Regions from separate parts of the Homo sapiens genome. Here region 2 is linked to region 1. Evidence: chromatin contacts called from ENCODE Hi-C or POLR2A ChIA-PET data. All regions are on one chromosome and are shown on one strand. The core of a region is the stretch at or near the end of the contact, and the rest is flanking DNA. Distances in the headings are between cores, read along the strand shown. Region 1 overlaps RAPGEF5 (Rap guanine nucleotide exchange factor 5). Region 2 overlaps STEAP1B (STEAP family member 1B).

Evidence for each region. Hi-C counts contacts between places; a loop is a spot of excess contacts on that map. ChIA-PET counts read pairs that join two places held with the same protein, here RNA polymerase II (POLR2A). Pooled maps may share reads with other maps.
Region 2: a pooled map shows a loop between it and region 1 (1.9-fold over the local background). The contact joins two enhancer-like sites. A Hi-C loop is called at or near these places in 4 of 50 pooled maps. POLR2A ChIA-PET finds 5 or more read pairs at or near these places in 2 of 52 experiments (A549 and WTC11).

The regions. Positions count from the first base shown.
Region 1 is chr7:22,172,962-22,175,661 of GRCh38, forward strand. The region is part of intron 11 of RAPGEF5 (Rap guanine nucleotide exchange factor 5); the gene reads right to left. Among named protein-coding and RNA genes, the nearest start is that of RAPGEF5, 180 kb to the right of the region's middle. Within about 2 kb of position 1,355, at least 2 of the 41 ENCODE cell types and tissues checked have a DNase peak (open chromatin) inside an H3K27ac peak, as active enhancers do.
Region 2 is chr7:22,480,388-22,483,087 of GRCh38, forward strand. The region is part of intron 4 of STEAP1B (STEAP family member 1B); the gene reads right to left. Among named protein-coding and RNA genes, the nearest start is that of STEAP1B, 18 kb to the right of the region's middle. Within about 2 kb of position 1,409, at least 2 of the 41 ENCODE cell types and tissues checked have a DNase peak (open chromatin) inside an H3K27ac peak, as active enhancers do.

The DNA of each region.
Region 1 (2,700 bases), core at 105-2,604:
TGGTAATGTGAATATTCAACATTTCTGTATTAACTCATATTCCCTGAAGTACTATTAGCCGTTTTGTTTCACCTGTATTTCTACTTCAGATGTAATGGAATTTAAGGCACTCTAAAATATATTCTACTTAACCTTTATTTTAAGAAGCCAAGAAAAGCTTTGAACATGAAAGGGCCCATTTCTGGTCCTGGAATGTTACAACTTGCCATTATTTTTTGAGAAGCAGTGCCAAAATGTACCATGTAATTTGATTAAGCACAAATAAAATTTTTTTCATGTTCAGGTTGGAATAATAGATTAAAGTGCTATGCCATTAAAAGCAATGCTTCTTTCCCTGTGTATCTTACATTTCTGAAAGTGATATTAACGACCTCGAACGCAGCTTTTTACTACAGCTCTTAAATTCACTTAATCCCTGCCAATTCTTACAGGCTCACCATAGCGTTTTCTTTAGCCATTCTAACATAACCAAATCTTGAGATCTAGCTTTATTTTTAGGTATTTGTGGCAGAAAAAAAGTGCTTACTTATTTAACGCTGTTTATATATCAAATCTTAAAAGTCACCCCTTTAAATGACAGGAACTTACTACAGACAGGGCTTGGGGACACTCTTCAAATAATCAAATCTGTTTTTATTTTAACTTGTAAAATTCAGTTTTAGAATCCTGTCATTCCGTCTTCAAGAAAGAATGATTTGAATACAACAGGTATTCCGTTCTTAGCTATGCTTAATTCTATACACTGCCTTTTAAAAATGTTACTTGGAGGGGCATAGAGTAATAAACAGGGGGCTTGTCTACCTTCTCCAGGCTGCGGCACTCAGAGAAAGGGTGCAGGTCACCCTGGGACTAAGAGCGGTGAGCGGCCTCATAGCTCCTGTTGTTACATCCCAATCAGCTGCTCTCAGTGTCTAGGTACAATTGCAGCCCATTCATGGCATATGCATGCGTCTGCCAAGTATGCTGGGAAGCTCAGAAAACAGTATAAAGAATACTATGGAAACAGACAGCTGGAAATCTAACGGGGTAGCCTAATGCATAGTCCTTAATCTCTCTAGGCCTTAGTTAAGTCACCTGTAAAGTGGCTATCATATCTATACCTAGCAGAGTTACAGTGAAGATTAAATAAGACAGTGTATCTAAAGCAACTGGCAGAGAGCCTGGTATACCCTAGGCACTCTAGATAAATACTACCTATTATTTATTTTTATAAAATAAAATTATTTCAACCTTGTCCCAATTCTCCAAGTGCTACCAATCCGCCAACAAAAACTTGAGAACTATGAATTTCCAAGAAGAATTGGAGGAGGAAAAGGAGAAGCAAATGTGAGCAAAGCAACGGATGTGGGTGGGTCTGTGGCTGAGTCACAAACCTGTGGTCTTGTGACTTGCAGGTCTTGTTTAGTCCCTAGAGATGCTTTCTGTGAGTTGACAAAATTTAAAAGTCAGAAGATCTGGCAACACCAGGGCCACATCTCCTATGGCAACCATGTTTAGAGCCAACTTGCCTACTTTATGCAGGAGGCACTCTCCAGTTCATCACCCTTCTGCTCTGGCAGTCTTCACTCACTCACTTTTACTGCCTGTGGACATGCAAGTTGGTAAGTCTTGGTCTACAGCACAGTTGTGTAGTAGTAATAGAAGAGATCACATAGTATAATTGAAAAGTAAAGCTAAAGAAATAGGTTGGAGGAAATTCCTGAAGGATCTTTGAATGCTAAACTAAGGAGCCTGGGGCTTATTCCACAGGAAAAGGGAAGTGAAGGGAGATTTTCAAGACCAGAAGTGACAAGAGAGATATGAGTTAAGCTTGCTTCATCAGGGAACTCAGACTGGATAAGGGAAGGATAAGGGGAGGGAGGTGAGTTTGCTTTTAAACTTGCTGAGCTTGGGTTCCCCAGGTTACTCTAAGGAAAGCTATTAGGAAAAAATATCAAAAACCAGAGCTTGCCAAAGAGGGTTACAGTTATGATTGTGGGAGCCAGTACCTAAAGAGGATGGCTATGGCCAACATGATTTCTCAGAAAAATAAGCAGCAGTCTAAGGGAGTGGGATATTCATGTTTGGGCGATGGTAAGGGAAAGATGAGTTAAGGAAGGGGAAAGAGAAGGAGGAGAGAAACAGAATAAAGAGAAACGAATGTACAGTCAATAGCCTCCTTTCTGTAAACAAACAAACGGGACACAAATGTAATAACCAACAAGAAAGAAAAGGATTGGAAATGAGTGTTAAATGCTGCTTGAAGAGGCTTTATCGGGCTCAGGACTCAAAGAGCACTGGATTTGTTATGTGGACAGTCCCTGGTTTGATGACCTTAGAGAGATGCCCCTTGGTGAATGGTGGGGGCATACTCTAGTTAAAAGGAACGAAGGATATTCTGATAATCAGTGGTCACACCATATATCACACTGTTTTTTCTTTTTTTCTCCAAAGACTCCTCCTAAAGTTGTAGAGCTCATTGTTTAGTAAGAGCAGTTGCTCTCACAAGGAGCTGGGATGAAAAATTTCTCAATAATCAATACAATTATCATTTTATTTAACTGTACAGATTAGAATGTGGGAATTGTCATGGGCACGAAGCCTTCAGCACCAATCTGCCAGCATCTACCAACAAAAATTAATATCCAGCTCTAAGATTCACTCGGTCCAACTCGGACCTCTCGGAGTTGCTGCATGGTTGTCTGATTAACATCACACACG
Region 2 (2,700 bases), core at 159-2,658, 310 kb after region 1:
CGCCTTGTATCAAGATGTGGTTATTCCACAAAGGCGACAAGAATGTGAGGACACACGCTCAAGGTGGGTACTGACAATGCCCGGCTGCCAAGATGGATTAAATTTATGGCAATTTACAGCTCACCCCAGGGAGACTCAGTCTGCAAAAGCTCAGAGACAGGGAAAGTTGCCATAAGGATGCAGGTAATGAAAGCATTAAGCTATCCACTCTATTGAGAAAAATGGCTCCAGGCTGAATTTTCCAGGCACACTGTCTATACCAAACAATTATCCCAATCATGCTATGGTGTTTCCCTCCGTTTTCCCAGTGCTGATGTGCCTTTAGGTGCAGCGGGTTTGTTGCTGCTATGTTTGGGCTTCAGGGTATGATGCTATCTCCCGTCAGAAACCATGATCTTTACTAGGTGCCAGCTACAGCATGCCTACACAGACTTCTAGAAGCAGCAGGGCCAGAACAGAAGCACTTAAGCCCCATACTCAAGAAACAGAAGCCTGGCGCAGGTCCAGCTCTCTGTCCATGGGACCACAATGAGTCTTTCACAGTGCATGCCTTGCTTGTACAAGGGCAATTGTCTCTGAGGTTATGTTCATAATGGTTACCACTTAGGTGTTCACTAACAGGCTCAGTGTTAAGCACTCAATGTGCAGAATGCCACAGATACATCCAAAGGCTCTGTGAGGGGAGGTCACTGGATGTCCTCGTTTCACAGTAATGTAAACCACTTAGGTGATACCTCAAGCTGGTGCAAGTAGTGGCTGACCTTGAATCCAGGTGATGTGACCGCCGCTATGGGTTTCTGTGGGTCCCTTGGCCCAAGGTCCTGTCAATTCACATATACACCTGTCCAGCCCACCCAGCCTTAGCTTCCCCATTTACATTTAATGGTGAAGAGCACAGACCTCTGGAGCCAGACTACCTGTATTCAAATCTGAGCTCTGCCATTACTACCTGTGTGCCTTTAGCTAACCCCTGGGTGCCTGAGGACCCTGGCCTTTTGCTGGCCCTCTTCTTACAGAAGAGAAAGCAGACCCCAGAGCCAGTTTCTCTTCTGTAAGGGAAGCCTGGAGGCTGGTTTTACCTCTACAAGAAGAGAATGGTATTGATGCCTGGCATCACCTGAGAGCTGTCAGAAATGCAGAGTATCAGGCCCCACCGTAGTCCAACAGAGTCAGAACCTGTATTTTAACAAGATCCCTGCGTTGGTTTGCACATTAGAGTTTGAAAAGCACCATCTGATGGCAGAAAATAGTGCCCTGTGATGAATTATTTTGTAAAACACACAAGACTCACGTAACGGTCTACTTTATAAAGCCAGACATATCACAGGTCTACATTTCAGTGCACTTAGAGGGCTATGCCATTGCAGGTGCTCCCCAGATGAACACAGTCACGTAAAGCCAGAGGATTGTGTTGAAAGACAAGGAAATGAAACTAAATCATTGCTCTTAGGACTAAAGTCAATGAGGTAACATTAGCAGCGGTTTCCTGTAATCCTTGAGGGTGGGGAGGAAGCATCCTGTAAGTAAAACAAAGTCTGTTGGCACGTGTTTCCATGAAGATTCATGCCTAATTAAGTAAAACCCACGAAAGCCGGAATCCTGCTCTGGGGAGACTGGGTGGCCACTGTGTTCTCTCTGGAAACTGACTGCTCCCCACAGGGGCCAGGCAGAGCCATGTCTGGGTCTGGTCCTCAGATTCCCAGAGTCCTGCTTGCAAGGGTAGCTGAGTACAGGCATCTCACCAAGTAGCTTTGAACAAAGGGGACTGAGTGGCTCGAACTGTCTTCCTTTCCTGCCCACCACCTCCCACTTTCTGAAAGGGTTCCCAGAAGCAGAGCTTGAGACTGGGCTTCGTGTTCCAATGATTTACTGGGGGTATGCTCTCAGGAGAAGGGGCACACATAGATTTGCCAGATAAAATAGAGGATGCCCTATTAAATTTAAGTTTTAGATAACCAACGAATAATTCTTAGCACAAGTATGGCCTAAGTTGTTTATGGGTCATATTTATACAAAAAATTTTGTTGGCTATCTGAAGTTTAACTGGATTTAGTTATGTTGGTTTGCTAAGTCTGGTAGCCCTGGGAAGAAGGATAGGCAGAGAGGAGAGCTAAGGAGATCTCCCAGCCAGAGCCCAGGATCCCAGCATTGTACAGTGCACCATAGTAGACCCACAATGGGGCCAGCAGCCTGGCGTTCTGTATTCCTGTGCCATTCAGTCACTGGCCAATCTGCCCCCCAGGCACATAGGGGGAGGCAGATGCTGTTCATGGGCAAAGGAAGTGAGTGGATCCCATTTGGCCAAGGGCAATTCTCCAGAGAATGAGAGCAGCTGGAAGCTGCAGACAGCCAATATTCAATCAGAGTGGGGCCTCTCTGGGGTCAGCTCTGACAGTTGTGGATGCTGTCATCCACAACCTCTCCCCACCCTACACACACTCCTACTAGCAATCCTCAGGCCTTTCATAAGTCAACAGCAGTTTATGAGTGGCTTTGAACTGGGGAGACATCCCTGGATCTTGTCTCAGGTCCCTGGGAATAGATTTGTAAGTAGGGCTTCCAAAAATAAAATGAGGTGCACCTTGTCCATTGACTGCCAGATCTGTGCCGCCAGCACATCATCCCACCAACTTTGGTTTGCTCTGGGTATTTCTGAGAGCTGGATGGGGCATTTTCTTTCCATGCTTCTAGGACAGTCTT